2 separate regions of the Homo sapiens genome follow, and region 2 is linked to region 1. Evidence: read pairs that join two places in POLR2A ChIA-PET (ENCODE). Cell type or tissue: Caco-2. All regions are shown on one strand.

The links. ChIA-PET counts read pairs that join two places held together with the same protein. Peaks named below come from ENCODE experiments on the same cell type or tissue, not always from the same donor. Only the 100,000 strongest peaks of a DNase experiment are listed, where the experiment ranks them.
Region 2: POLR2A ChIA-PET joins it to region 1 with 6 read pairs; 4 of 35 experiments call an interaction of 5 or more read pairs at or near these places.

Annotation. Positions count from the first base shown.
Region 1 is chr16:53,809,128-53,817,127 of GRCh38, reverse strand. It overlaps FTO (FTO alpha-ketoglutarate dependent dioxygenase), which reads right to left. Exons shown (of 9, transcript NM_001080432.3): 2 at 6,911-6,988. Among named protein-coding and RNA genes, the nearest start is that of FTO, 110 kb to the right of the region's middle. In Caco-2, no CTCF peak of the experiment used is centred here; DNase peaks (open chromatin) are centred at 3,557 and 4,037; H3K27me3 peaks cover 119 bases.
Region 2 is chr16:53,907,332-53,915,331 of GRCh38, reverse strand. The region is part of intron 7 of FTO (FTO alpha-ketoglutarate dependent dioxygenase); the gene reads right to left. Among named protein-coding and RNA genes, the nearest start is that of FTO-IT1, 130 kb to the left of the region's middle. RefSeq lists an enhancer at 1-1,043. In Caco-2, no CTCF peak of the experiment used is centred here; a DNase peak (open chromatin) is centred at 3,011.

The DNA.
Region 1 (8,000 bases):
CTGTATAAAGTGCCAGACATACAAGGATTAAAAGAAGATAGGTCCTATTTGACAGCATCTCATAATTTAACAGTATAAACCAAAATGGAAACCAAAAGAGAAGAATGTCCTACAATAGAAGTGTGAGTATACTGCTGTGGGAGCAGGGAATAATTGGGAAGGAAAAGCTGGAAAACCCTTAGGTACTGAATACATATGTATTGAGCACATACTATTTGCAAAGCACTTGGGTGCTGAGAATATGGAAGAGAGCGAAACGTCTATTTTCTCTCTAGAAGCTCATGTCCTAGCAAGGTGAGCCAGACAATAAGCATATAAATAAGTAAAATATACGGTATTTTAGATGATGATAAGTCTACGGGGAAAAATAAAGCCGAGAAAGTAGGATAGGGAGTGCTGGGGTAAGTATGCCTACTTTCCACAGGGTGGTAAGGGAAGGCCTCTAGATACAGTGACATCAGAGCAGAAGAAAGCAAGAAACAAGGATACAATATCTGCAGATGCCTGGGGGGATGAGAGAGTTCCAGGTTGAGGGAACATTCAGTGCAAAGGCCTTGGGGCAGGAGTGAGCTTGGTTTATTCCAGGAAGAGTAAAGTGCCAGAATAGGAAGAAAAGTGTGAGGGGGGGTGGGGAGTGGGCAGGGGCAGGAAATGAGGTGAGGGAAGCAGTTAGGAACCCAAGCATGTAGAGCTTTGTGGGTGCATGTCAGGTCCTAGGCTGATGGGAAGCTATTCAAGGGCTTTGAGCAAGAAAGTGTAATGAGCTGATTTATGTTTTCAAAGATCATTCCGGATGCTGTGTTAAACTAGACCAGGGGAAGGAGGCAGAACCAGTCAGGAGGCTGTTGCAACAGAGATGATGGCAGTTTTGGCCACGGTGTAAGAAGCAGAGGTGGTGAGAAGCAGTCAGATTTTTCATACATTTTAGAACAGAAGGGATTTTCTGAAGCCTTCACAGAACATGTAGTGTTTAAGTAAAGTCTTTAAGAGTAGATGCTCACCAGACAGAAAAGGGAAGAGAGTACTAGTGGGCACAAAGGCAAGGAAGGATAAGAGGGCACAGCAGAGTCAGGGTGGAACCAAGAACTCCCTATGACGAGAGTTTATGATTGGGCGCCATTTTAGGCCATGGGATGAGATTACACCAGAGAGGTAGTTTAGGGTCAGAAAGTCAATGGCAGCTGGGTGCAGTGGCTCACACCTGTAATCCCAGCACTTTGGGAGGCCGAGGCAGGCGGATCACTTGAGGTCAGGAGTTTGAGACCAGCCTGGCCAACAAGGCGAAACCCTGTTTCTACTAAAAATACAAAAATTGGCCAGGCATGGTGACGCGCGCCTGTAGTCCCAGCTATTCGGGAGGCTGAGGCAGGAGAATCGCTTGAACCTGGGAAGCGGAGGTTACAGTGAGCCAAGACCGCACCACTACATTCCAGTCTGGGTGACAGAGCGGGACTCTGTCTCAAAAAAAAAAAAAAAAAAAAAAAAAAAAAACAAGAAAGTCAATGGCCTTATAGGGTGGATATGCTGAGGAATTTGAACTTGATCTTGGAAGCAAAGGCGACTCAACAAAATTTATAAAACAAGGAGGTACAAGTCAGTTCTGATGGCACTGGGGAGGGCATGAGGAACGCTAATCAGGAGGATGCTAAAACTGCGGAGGCAGAAAGTGATCAATGTGGCCTACATAGTTGAGGCAGTGTCTGTGGGATGGAAAAAGAAAAAACAATTTGAGAGATTCTAAAGAGGTAAAACCACCAGGGACCCAGTGACTAAATGAGGGAAGAAAGCAATGGATAGAAGTTGAGGGTGGTGAGCTTTCTAATCTCAAGAATGGGACTAGGGGATACCGTTAGAGAAGAGGCTGAATGGGAAGAGCCTTGTAGAAAGAATCCTTATTAAAATGTAAGTGACATCCTGTCACGCTTTGCTCCAAGCCTTCTCATGCCTCCTCATCTCAGAGTAACCGCCAATGCTCTTCTTACAGAACTTACAGACTATAAGTTCTCGTATAACCGGGCCTCTCTCTCTCTCTCTCTCTCTCTCTGACCGTCTCCCCTGCTCTCACCAGCTGTCTCCCTCTGCTCCAGGTATGTTGGCCTCGGGTGCTTTTCCTGTCAAGTATACCTGAGGCTTTGCTGTTCTGTAGGCCCAGAACATTCTTCCAACAAGTATCTACATGGCTTGCTCCTACATCACCTGCCCCACAAGAAATAAGCTCAAAGAAGACACGAATCTCTTGTCAGTTTTCACAACTTCATTTCTAATGCCTAAAACAGTACCTGGCACAGAGTCGGGGAGTGAAATCCATTTGTTTAATGGAGTAAGTAACTTAATGAATATGAATCATGTTGAGTTAGATGTAGCTGGAAGACTTTCAGGTAGAGCCACTCCGTAGGCAGTTGGAAGTGGAGAGCTGGAGGTCACAGGGAGAGCTGGGATGGGGACAGAGGTCTGGAACCTTTGAGACAAGAGCAGAGTTATCTCAGAAGGATGAAGAGACACAAGGGAAGAGAGAAGCAGTATAGGACTTAAGAGTGGAGACCCAAAAGCCAACAGCCCAGACTTAAATCCTAGTCCCAACATATCCTGCACATAAGTCTTAAACAAATTTTTGAACCTCTCTGTCCCTCGGTTTCCTCATCTCTAAAATAGGGTTTTAGTAACACCTGTCTCAGAAGCATATAGCAAGATTTCAGTGAGCTCACACGTGTAATGCACTTAAAGTAGCAGCAGAACAACCTGGCACACAGCTAGCACACAATCAGTGACAGCAAGGGGGTTACTGAGGATGGTCTCATTTTCTTTGGATAAAAGGGGCTGCATTCATATTTCTGGAAGTCAGAGTTTGTTTTCTGACTATGTAATTCCTCGTTTCCTTGTGTTCCATGATGAGCTAACAGAAGTTCTCTCTGCTTTTCTGCTTTGACCCTTGGTGGTTTGGTTTTGCTTTTCTCTACGGTCCTATTAAAAGAAACTGCAAAACTTCTCTGAAGGTGTTTTGAATTGGAGCATGGTAGACCAAGAGGTGGACAATACAGCAGAAAGAGCATGGGCCTTCAGAGTCAGACAAATATGGGCTGAACTCCAGCTCTCCCACTCAGATAACTAACTTAGTCTCTCCTGATTTCCTCCTTTTTTAATCTTGTTATGAGAGGCAGGCTGAACTCCAATTCCTGGGCTCAAATGATCCTCCCACCTCAGCCTCCCAAGTAGGTGGAACTTACAGTTGTGCCTGGTTCCTCTCTTGATTTCTAAAACAGAAATACCTACCTCAAGTACCTCAAGCCTGAAGAAAAGTAGTTGCTGAATACAATGAATGAGGCTGTTGTGGGGATTGCATGTGAGAGCATGCATAAAACATGTAGCACAAAGCCTAGCACACTGTAAGGATCAATCGACAGACCCAAAATGGAAGCTGAACAGACTCCTGTGTTTATGACTGGCAGCTGGATTGGCATTCCTGTGGTGAGGGCCTGTTTAAGGGACCCAGTGTCAGGTCTGAACTTTCTATTTACTCATGTCATTAAAAAGTATTTTCACTTCATCTTTTAAGAGAAGAGGTTTACTTTTACTAAGGTTTTATTGAAGTACTAAGCCTTCCTAGAAGGTGTACTTTGGCCAGGCGCAGTGGCTCACACCTCTAATCCCAGCACTTTGGGAGGCCGAGGCAGGTGGATAATGTGAGGTCAGGAGTTTGAGACCAGCCTGGCCAACATGGTGAAACCCCATCTCTACTAAACTTACAAAAATTAGGCAGGCATGGTGGCAGGTGCCTGTAATCCCAGCTACTCAGGAGGCTGAGGCAGGAGAATCGCTTGAATCTGGGAGGCAGAGGTTGCAGTGAGCTGATATTGCACCACTGCACTCCAGCCTGGGCAACAGAGTGAGATGCTGTCTCAAAAAAAAAAAAAGAAAAGAAAAACAGCAAGGTGCACTTAGAGTGATTAGATATTAGTATCAGGGTTTGTTGCGGGCCTTGGAAAGATAACAGAGAAGTCTTGATAGTTGTTCTGTTTGCATTTGGGTTTCCTTTTATCCCTCAGTGGATGGCTGGTTCAGAGCACAGTGGGCTGATAACCTTTTGTATCTCATTCTTCCTGTACCATTTTCACACGACAAAAGCTGAAATGGCTTGGCAGTTGCTTTGTGACAATGCATGTAATCATGCACCAGAAGGCTTATAGCTATGAAAATTTAGTAAGCATTTCAGAACTAATTGCATTTTTGTGGGTTTACCTGTCTTAAGGGTACTTTTAAAAATTATTTTTTCCCTGATTGCAAAAGAATATACCTTCACTGCAGATAATCTGGAAAACTGGGAAAGTTCAAAAGAGAACACCCACCCTATCACTATGCAGTATGACATTTCTGTACACATCTGTCAAATCTTTCCAGATGCCAAATCCCTGGGGAAGTGTGTACGTGTGTAGAAGCAAAATTCAAATCATACTAAACTCATTATTATTATATATAACTGGTTTTCCAAATTAACTATTGGGTGCATGCATTGAAGCAAACTCATTCAGCACCTGATAGGTACCCGGCACTGAACGAAGTACAGAGGATAAGGGAAGCCAGCACACACAAAAATTCATTACAATTAAGTGAGATTAATGCCAGATGTGATGGCTCATGCCTGTAATCCTAGCACTTTGGGACGCCAAATCACTTGAGGTCAGGAGTTCGAGACCAGCCTGGCCAACATGGTGAAACCATGTCTCTACTAAAAATATAAAAATTAGCCAGATGCACTTGCTTGAACCCAGGAGGCAGAGGGTGCAGTGAGCTCAGATCGCGCCACTGCACTCCAGCCTGCACACAACACAGCTAGACTCTATCTCAAAAAAAAAAAAAAATTAAGTGAGATTAAGTGCTGATAAAGGTATAGATAAAGTATGAGAGGAAGCAGAGACAACTCTCTGGTTGTAGAGGTGTCAGGGAAGCTTCCTACAGGAGATGACATATGAGCTGTTACTAACAGGTAACACAGAAGTTCACCAAGGAAACAAGAGACAGGCTGGGCATGGTGGGTCATGCCTGTAACCCCAGCACTTTGTGAGCCCAAGGTGTGTGGATCGCTTGAGCTCAGGAGTTCAAGACCAGTCTGGGCAGCATGGTGAAACCCTGTCTCTACAAAAATACAAAAAATTAGCCAGGCGTGGTGGCACATGCCAGTGGTCTCAGCTACTTGGGAGGCTGAGGTGGGAGAATCGCATGGGCCCAGGGGGCAGAGGTTGCAGTGAATCCAGATTACACCACTGCATTCCAGTCTGGGTGACAGAGTGAGATCCTCTGTCAAAAAATAAAAAAAAAGAAGAGACAGATAAAGAGAAGGAGGTACGTCAGCAGAGGACGTAGCAAGAAGGCCCCAAAGATGAAACTCATAGCAAATTTAAAGTACTGCAAAAATCCAGTGTGGATAAAAGGTGTAAGAGCAGGGGAGATGAGGCTGAAAATGTAGGAGCCAGTCAATGATGTGGGATTTGAAGCAGAGGGTTGCCATGCTCAGATTTACATCTTGGTTAGAAAATACTATAGCTTCAAGGATGAAGGGGGGCAAAGAGGAAAACTAGACAGACCTATAAGAGGACTGACAGTGAAGAGGAAAGATGGTGCAGATCAAATGGGAATGGAGATAAGAGACAGTGGCCTAGAAATAATATTGAGCTAGAAGTCACAGAAATCATATTGACCTGGATTCTAGATGGGTAAAGTCCTTCCTTCCTCTCTTCCTTCCTTGGTTACTGATGGTCAGCTATGTACATGCAGGTGCTAGAGATACAAAGATGCTGTGACCTAATTCCTATTCTGATTTTCACGGCAACCCTCTGCTTCAAGACTTCACATTGTAGTAGGAAAAAAGAGGTGAAAATTTATTATTTTTACATGCCCAGAGGGCCTACTCTTCCTTCTTTGGAAACAGGACTCTGATTTTCCTTTGGGAGAGCCACCCATGTCTAACTCACATAGTGCATACAGTTTGGTGGGAGTACTCTCACTCCAACCCCACTCCAAGAGTAGGTGCATGAACTAGGCTGGGCAAACAGGAGCATTTGACTCTCCTGAACATGATGACTAGTTCAGTAATAAGCACATGACTCCAACCAGGCCAACAGGATTACTTCCTGGATAATTTGATGGAACCAGGGAAAAAGAACTCACTAACTTTTTCTAAGATCCCAGATGCCAAAGGCCACATACCCCTTGGGCTGTCAGAGTCCTGCTATGCTCTCAGATGAGAGCCTATTGAGCATGAGATCACACTGAGGAAAGCTAAGCCAAGAAAAATAGGAAAAAACAGTGATCGGGTGACATCTTTTGTAAAGTTGGATTTAGCCATGTACTCCTAGACTTCTAAGGCAAGTCAATAAATTCCCCTTATTTTTTGCCACTGTGAGTTTGATTTGGGTTTTTGTCATTTGTAATTGAAACAGTGGTGTCTAATTCAGAGACAGAGACACGGAATTCTGTAATTGCAATACCATGTGCTAGGTGGTATAGAGTTATTTACCGGGAGTGCAATCAACTTGACTTGTAGGTAGGGTAAGCTGGGAAAATGTTCACAAAGGAGGTGATGTTTAACTGAACTCTTGAAGAATTAGCCATCTGCAACAGGATAAGGAGCAAAAGGAAGGAGGAGGAGCTAGGCAGAAGAAACAGCATGAGCAGAGGCAAGGAAGTGTGGAATGTCCGAGGAAATAAAAACAGTCACTATGCTAAAGCATTAAATTCACAGCAAAAAGCCGATTCTGAAGAAATGTACATGCTCTGTAGGCCATGAGAAGTCATGGGTGATCTAATTTGACCTTTTCACCTGTCATTTAACCTCTCTAGCCCAGCTTCCTCATAGGTAAAATAAGGTTGATCAGAACACATCACTGAAACTGATAAAAATATTAAAATACCTTACCTGCTGATAGAATTCATCATCTTTGGGGGTCAGATAAGGGAGCCAAGTGTCTTCAAGCTCTTCAAGAAGCCTCAGTTTCTGTTTGAAAATAATAATTACATATAAGTGAATATGCAATAACCCAAAGTAAGACACTCTCTTATTTTTCCAATAAGAGAATACAAACAAATTTTAGCCAACTTTGAATTTATAATCTTTTAGAGATAGAAATTAGTCAAATCTCAATTATAAAATATATTAATTAAATTACATACATCTTTTTTTTTCTTTTCTTTTAGAGACAGAGTCTCGCTCTGTCACCTTGGCTGGAATACAGTGGTGTGATCACAACTCACTATAACATCAAACTCCTGGGCTCAAGTGATCCTCCCATCTCATCCTCCCAAGTAGCTGGGACTACAGCGGTGCCACCATGCTTGGATAATTGTCTTTATTTTTAGTAGGGACAAGGTCTCGCTATGTTGCCCAGGCTGGTCTCAAACTTCTGGCCTCAAGCAATCCTCCCACCTTGGCCTCCTACAGTGCTGGGATTACAGGCATGAGTCATGGCACCCAGTCAATTACATATATACTAAATTACACACGGTATGAAGCATAAATTTAGAAATAATTTTATTCACTCTCACATTTCATGAGACAATTTGATTCACTCTTCACATGTATTGTTGACAACCGGGTCTTTTTCATCACTAGAGTCAGCTTACAACTCATCCAACACAGTTTTCCAGAGCAAACGCCTGTCTGTATAATCTGCTTGAGACATAGTAGCTTGTAAATCCTTTTATGGTACTATCACTGGAAATACCAAACCAAGCCACAAGTATCCATTTGCATAATGTCAGCATATGTGGAAGAGTTATTCATCTTGTAAACATTTATTTGAGATCATATCCACTTACGGTATTGCTTTTTTAGAGTGATCTATCATCTCTACAATAATTAATAAATCTGTGTTAAACATCTTTGTTTCTTCTCTTTTCCAATTCCATGAAGCAGCCTTTTTAAGCACTCAAAGCCAGCATTGTCTGAGGCTGTTTCAAGAGACTATGTTTTCCCCAAACAGTACTGTGCTATTCAAACAAAGTAACTG
Region 2 (8,000 bases), 98 kb before region 1:
GCATTTGTGATTTCATGGTTCACTATAGTAACAGGTGCTGTGATAAACAGGAATGTAAAGTGTTAAAAAGAAAGAAGGGATCACTTCAGAGACATTAAGCAGCTTTAAACACTGACAGCAGAAAGGGAAAATTTTTAAGCAATTTGGTTGGGTCAGTAAAAAGTAACACAGGTCAAAGGAACAAAATGGTCCCCCAAAATTCTGCCCATTGATAAGTAAGCATACCGTCTTATGGTTGGGTGCACAAGGCAAAAGCTAAACAACTGTTGTATGGAAACAAAAATATGCTCTCTTTGTGGCTCTTTTACAATAAGTTGCTTCAGCTTGGTGAACGCTTGGGGCCCCCATTCTCCCTGTAGACATGGCTGGGGTATACATTAATGAAAACAAAAGGGTCCATTTTCATTGTAACCATGCAGAAGGGTTAAGCATTTGACCTTCAAGTATGGTGCGCTTGTGCTCAGTGGAAAGGTTCTTGACAATATAAACAAGAATTACTGCTGTTAGAGAAAGGAAACACAATTAAAAACAATCTCAGATGCTTGTTGTACAGCTGTTCAAGTTTCAGCTCTGTCTGACCTCTAAGGATGCTACATGTTTAACGGAGACAATTTAAGATATTTTAGTGAGTCCCTTAAGCATTCGCCATGGCCGTCCTTCCACACGGGAATACCTATCCTTAAACACAAAGCGCTTTTCCAGTAATGAGATTTTACGCTGTGGGGTTTACCCTTAAAGCCATTTTGCCTTCCCAATCTGTCCTCCTCTTGCTATCTGACCACCCTGAGAAGTTGCCACAGACCAGATCTTATAGGGACTTGACAGGAGGCAGGAATGTTTGACTTTAGAGAGTACAATTCTTTAAAAATAGTTTGTATTTTTAAAGCAAAATCTTGTAACTTACTTTCCAAAAAAAGACGTTACTGAAGAAAAGTTTCTATTCTGTTAAACAATTATTTATCTGCAAAAAAAAAATTATTTCAACAAAAATGCAGTCATTTATTTCCAATGTGTGAAAGAGAAAGCACTGAGAACTCCGAAACAGAATTTGAAACAGGACAAAAAAAAAAAGAAAAAAGAAAGAAAGAAGAAGTATTTCTTCTAAGACATCACAGGAGATGGTTTTAAAAGAAACAGAAATGCTAAAGTCCAAGCTGAGGCAAACCACTGTCTTCCTGTCTTTTGATCTTCTTCGAGTCAGCAAAAGGCTCTGAAACTCTTCCACAAATAAGAGAGTCCCTGGGAAGTGATCGTGAGAAGACGCTGTCCTCCACTGGGGCAGGACAATGCGAGAAGGCCGAGGGACTGTGGCCAGGGCCTATGACCAGCTTTTTTTTTTTTTTTTCTTTTTTTGAGACAGAGCCTCACTCTGCCGCCCAAGCCGGAGTGCAGTGGTGTGGTCTCGGCTCACAGCAGCCTCCGCCCCCAGGGTTCCAGCAATTCTCCTGCCTCAGCCTCCTGGGTAGCTGGGATTACAGGCATGCGCCACCACACCCAGCTAATTTTTGTATTTTTAGTAGAGATAGGGTTTCACCATGTTGGCCAAGCTGGTCTTGAACTCCTGACCTCAGGTGATCCACCCACCTCAGACTCCCAAAGTGCTAGGATTACAGGCATGAGCCACTGCGCCAGGTCTACGAGTGGCTTTAAATGAACAAACCATGGCCGCCTACCCCAGACTTGAGGTGATACTTCCTACTTCTCAGGAAGAAAGGAAGTCATAGCGAGGTGAAACAAAGGCAAGAGACAGGCCAAATCTCATAAAGAGCAAGGCACAGGGAAAGTTTTGCTTGTCAAATACACTTTAATCTCTAAAGTCACTGGGCTTTGATGTTGCCCCCAACAGAAAACCTACATGGTTTGCAAGATTTACAGCATTTCTAGTGGGAACAGTTTCATGCTCCAGGGTTTTTCCTTCAGAGATTAAGGTTTATTTTATCCCTGATGTTCAATGTGTCTGACTGTAAGAGCCTCATCAGAGACAAGGACATTCTCCTGCCCTCTGACTCATCAAATACACCAAACTTTTATTCATCAAATCAAATTCGCTTTTCAGGGAACAAAGCTGCTGGAGATGATCCAAACTGTGGGGTAATCACCGTCATTCTGACAAGACAGAAGTGTTTCTTTTGCATAGAGTCAGCTCCTAAGGGAGATGATAAAAACTGGCTAAAAATGGCTACACTAATCTCTATATTATAAAAGACCACACAATTCATTGCTTAAGTTGAAATGAGGCAAAGCAAAATAGAAGGGGGAAGAAAGAAACAAATTACCACCACTGCCCATACATCAAAGAAAATCTACCACAAAACCCCCAGCTCTCAGATAATTATAAGTCACACAGAACAGAAGCAGTTTACAAAGGCCACTTGAGGCACAGTTCACTGGAAGGAACTCTTCGTATTTCCACTAACACTTCTTTCTTGAACAAGCTGCATCTTCTTCTGACCTCAAGGTGAGGCCTGACTTGTAAGGATAATATATACTAGGCTAAGAAGCTGGTAGTAAATTTCAACTGGATGGCGTATCAGACTTAATTAATCCCAGCACTACCCAGGAAAATGGTAGGTGGAATCGCAGAACAAATGTGCCTGGATGTTGAGAGATCTACTTCTCATCTAAGCATCATGGCCAGCAGAAATGAACCGGTGAACAAGTCATGTCCTGGTTCTCAAAATCCCCATTAAGAAGAGGCTCCAACCTCAACATTCCCCATGCAATCTGTTGATGATGATTCTACGGCGAGTGGGAACCATTTGCTTTTATCAAAACAAAAGGCAAAACAAGAAAGAATTTCCCCACACTCCTCTCTAAATACACAAGCTTAATAGAAAAGAAGTCTATTCACTTCTAGGAATGGAAAACATAAACAAACCCCTTTGGTGTAGTATTCATAATGATGCTAATGGAAGACACTCCTTTTTCACTGACGCATGTCAGTGCATCTCTGAAGTTAACACATAAAACCACAAAACACGCCAGGGAGGGGAAGAGGCTCATCTGATACCAGCAAGTGATTAGCAGAGGCTAAAGTGTTACCCAGGTATCTGGACTTCTGACTCACAACCCTCCTAGAGATTACTCCTGGAGGTTGCCTTAGGACACAGGTAACTGTAAGTGAGGTTTTACTCTAAATTGAACAATTTGATCCTTCTCCTAGTACCCCCAGCTATACTGTAATAATGCCCAACCATTTTCCTCTGTTTTTCCACAACAGACACACACTTGTGAAATAAGGAAGGTATGTTTGTCCCTTTGGGGGACAGTTTCTTCCATGCAATTTGCAACAAAATGCACCTTGGATTTTAAAAGAGCTATCCTGTAGTTACGATATTGATTTTTCATTTTGCTCCACAAATACTACCACAACTTTATAACTGATATACAGCATTAACAGTTTCCTTGGCCTTAGAGACCAAATTAATCACAAAATCAACAATCTGTTTTTATGCCACAGAGTTCAATTTTCGTTTTCAACATAAATTGCAAAACCACGGCCAGAGCCCAGTGCAATTTTAGAGATGCATTGCTAAATTGCCTCCCATTTGTGATTTAATACAACAAAGGTTTTGCAAATTAAAATGTTTAAGGCTTTAGGTTAGCCTGTATTTAGTCAGCTACCAGGCAACTGAATGTTTACAGGCTGATTTCTGGAGAACAGAGTAAAGCTAGCTGGGATACCACATGTCTGGCTACAGTGCACTTCCTCTCAGGAACCTCCAGGTTGACCTGTAAACATCAGTGCCACACAGAATGGTTTCTGAGAAATGTCTCCTCAGATCAGATGACACAAATGCATCTATAGATTCACCTATCTTCCCCCACCTTGTCCTCCTGTCCTTACCATTCTACTGAAATTCTTCCCATGATGAATGCAACGGTATGGCCACTTCTTAACTTCCCTGCAGGGTTCGACACTATTACATTCGCTGACTTTCCTCCACTCCATTCTACCACCTACTCCTGGTCCTCTTCTCACCTCTCTCGCTGCTATCTCTGGCTGTTCCACTGACTGTTCTGCGCCTGTCCTTCAGACTAGGTCACCCTACTTTGTTCTCCTTTACTCTTGAAACTACATTCTCTCTTACTCACTCCAATCGCTCAGCCACTGTCTCTGTGGAGATGCCTGCCATGTGCTAAGTGCTTTCAAGCCTGAGTTAACATATGAGAGAACACTGCCTGGCACATGATAGGCATGAAAGGAATGCCTACTGCAGACATAAATCAAACTCCCAAATCTACGCTTGGCTCTGACGTCTCTACCAAGTTCCAAACTGGTATTTTCAGCTCTTCTGAGATGTTCGGTATACCGGCTGCTCAAACTCATTTGCCCCTAAACTTCCTTCTTGGGTGTAGCTCAGTAAATGGTATCACCATCCATCTAATAACTAAGACTAGAAGAAATCTTGTAAAATTGCCTGTGACTTCATCATCTCTCAGCTCTGTCATCCAGACTGATGGTGAATTCTATGTACCTATCTAAAAACAAAACAGGCTGGGTGCAGTGGCTCACACCTGTAATCCCAGCACTTTGGGACGTCGAGGCAGGCGGATCCCCTGAGGTCAGGAGTTTGACACTAGCCTGGCCAACATGGCGAAACCTCGTCTCTACTAAAATTACGAAAATTAGCCAAGCATGGTGGTGCGCATCTGTAATACCACTACTTGGGAGGCTGAGGCAGGAGGATTACTTGAACCTGGGAGGCGGAGGTTGCAGTGAGCAGAGATCACACCACTGCACTCCAGCCTAAGTGACACAGTAAGACTGAGTCTCAAACTAACAATCAACAAAAACTCTGAATTTACCACCCCTTTTAATTCCCTCCAATTATTGCCCTGGTTCAGAACCTCATAATTTTGCAGCAAAATTTTTGCAGCAGGTCCCCATGCCTCCAGCCTCTCCTCTCTAGTCTATCCACAATGCTGCTACCAGTTCTAATTTTGAAGAATGGGTCGATTGGATCACTTTCCTACTCAAAAATCTTTGAATCCAGCTCCAACCACTGTCTCCAGAACAAAGGCCAAATTTCTAAGTGTATCATTCAAAGCTCTTCATCAGCTGGCCCCATTCTCCCCCCTCTACTTGTTCTCTAGTTCTACCCCACCTAGGTACCGGAAGTACTGGTTACAAGGCACCACATACTTTTCTGCAAATATGCCCTACTAACGTTACAGAGCCATCCCTCTTGTGCCTATTGTTTGTACTGTCTAAAATGGGCTCCGTCCCAACCTGGGGAACAAAGTGAGACCCCATCTCCACAAATAATAAATTAGCCGGGCATAGTAGCTAGACTGTGTGGTGGTAGAGCTATACTTCCAGCTATTTGGGAGGCTGAGGCAGGAGGAGCGCTTGAGCCCAGGAGTTCGAGGCTGCAGTAAGCTATGATTATACCACTGTACTCTAGTCTAAATGACAGAGCAAGATCCTGTCCCTTAAAAAAAATTGTTTAAAAAAAGAGGCTCTCAGCTGGGCGTGGTGGCTCACACCTGTAATCCCAGCACTCTGGAAAGCCAATGCGGGCGGATCACCTGAGGTCAGGAGTTCGAGACCAGCCTGGCCAACATGGTGAAACCCTGTCTCTACCAAAAATACAAAAATTAGCCGAGCGTGGTGGCGGGCACCTGTAATCCCAGCTACTTGGGAAGCTGAGGCAGAAGAATCGCTTGAACCTGGGAGGCGGAGGCTGCAGTGAGCCATGATTGCACCACTGCACTCCAGCCTGGGTGACAGAGTGAGACTCTGTCTCAAAAAAAAGGCTCTGTCTCAAAAAAAAAAAAAAAAAAAAAAAAAAAAAAGGCGGGGCTCTCTGTCCCTCTTTTTCACCCACCAAATCTCTGCCTGTTAAAATCTAATTCACCTTTCAAGGCACAATTGAAAGGCACTCCTCTTCCATAAAGTCTTGCCCAGTTTTCTGAATCTGACTTCTGTTCTCTGCAGCACCCTCAGAACATGTATTTTCTACCCCCTCATTTGCCACTGCACATCATGCCTTATTCATGTATATGTCTGTTACATGTGCTAACACACATGTGAGCAGCACAAGGGCAGCAACTCTGTTTTCTCAAATGTTCGACACCTTAAACCTTTAAAAAAATTTAATAACAGTTTGTTAGACTGGACTGAGGACTTCCCTGGACTTTGAGCCCCGCTGGTAGATGCCTGCTGAATATGAACTGTACTTTTTCAAAAGATAACAGACTCTACTGGAAGAGGATGGAACAATTAGGAAATGGCAAACTGGGCATCATCCCAGGCCTGCTAGGAAAAGCAAGAGGGATATGGGATGCTCAGAGAAGGATGCTGAGTTATCTTAATTTCAGCCCACAGAGAAAACAAATGAACATTTTCTTGGGGACTCAAAGGTTACCACATTTCTCCCTCATGCTCAAGACATGTTTATAAACACAGAAGGCTATAATAGAACTCACATGAGAAACGATACTCAACTTTAGCAAGTGTTTACATTCTCATCAGGACAACAAATCACTTCTCACCAGGAGATTCCAACTCAGTCAGCATGAAGATTCTTGTACGTGGGCCAAGGGGGATCTACCCTGGGCCAGAAAACCTCCTGGCCCTTCAGGCCGGATTGTGACTCTAGGCACCAACACAAGAAGAATAAGAAAGTGGCATCTCAATGACAATTCCAAACCCACTGTCCACATTCTGCATGGCTCTGAAGTGCCAAAGTACCCACGGGCCATGACAGGTACTGATTTGTCACAAGACTGCCAACCTAGACAGGCACAGGGCAATATCAAAGAGGATGGCACCAGACCTTCCTGACAGGAAAAGGCTGGTAGCCAAGGTCCCCAAAGTTTCTTATATCTGGCAAAAGAAGGAACGATGTGCCGACCCCCAGGAACCTGGACCTTTCTTAACATCTGAGGTCAATAATATTTGGAAGATAATGAAATTAGGAAGGGAGAATGACAGAGGCCATAACTGAGGTTCTGCCAGAGGCAACATCCCAAAAGAATAATTCCTGTCAATTCACTCACCTGCTCATCATTTGTTAATAACTAGACAATGGCTTTACTACGAGTTTGCATGCAATGGTTGGACATTTTAGACTTGCCCCTGACAACGAAAATCTGACAAGGGATGTCTTATTGCAGATAATAGGACCTAAATTAATCCCATGGAATTGGCTCATATTCCAATAATTTGGAGAATCTATACAAAGAAACTGCATGGCCATTTACATTCTATTTTACAATATGATCAACAATTCTCAGTTCTTTGTCAAGGGATGGTTAATAAGATTCACAAATTATATGACCAAAAACCACTTCAGCAACTTTAATGTCTCTAGCAGCACTGGACCTTCACGAAACAGGTAAGTACTCTCAAACTCTATCTGCCATAGAATCTCAGTGCCTCCAGAATAAAGCTTGAGCTCTCAAGCATGGCTTTCATGAGAGTAATGGTAAAGTATAGTGCAGGGACCTGATCTAGTCAGACAGATCAAGGGAGTCTGGACTGAGGAAGGAGTAATTGAGCTGGTATCTTAAAAGTGAGTAGAAATATATTCCTCTCTTGGTGAGAGAAGACATTCCAGGAAGAACAAATGACGTGTGCAAAGGCCCTGAAGAAGAAGGGAGCATGATGTGATTAGACTGATTGAGAAAGGGCCATTGTGGTAGGAATACAGGGAGTGAAGGGGTTGGAGGAAAGGTGAGGAGGAAAAGATGGGCTGAGGATAAAGGACAGACAGTCCCTGACTTATGACAGTTTGACTTATGATGGTTTGTCTGACTTACAATTTTTCAACTTTACTAGGGTGCAAAAGCTATATGCACACAGTAGAAACCATACTTTGAATTTTGCATTTCTATCATTGGCCAGGTTAGCGACACACAGTCCCATACTCTCTCACGATGCTGGGCTGTGGCAGAGAGTTTGTGCTCCCCGTCAGCCAAGCTACCATGAGGGCAAACCACCAATACTGTACTCTACAGTGTACTGTATTCAATAAATTACATGAGATATCCAA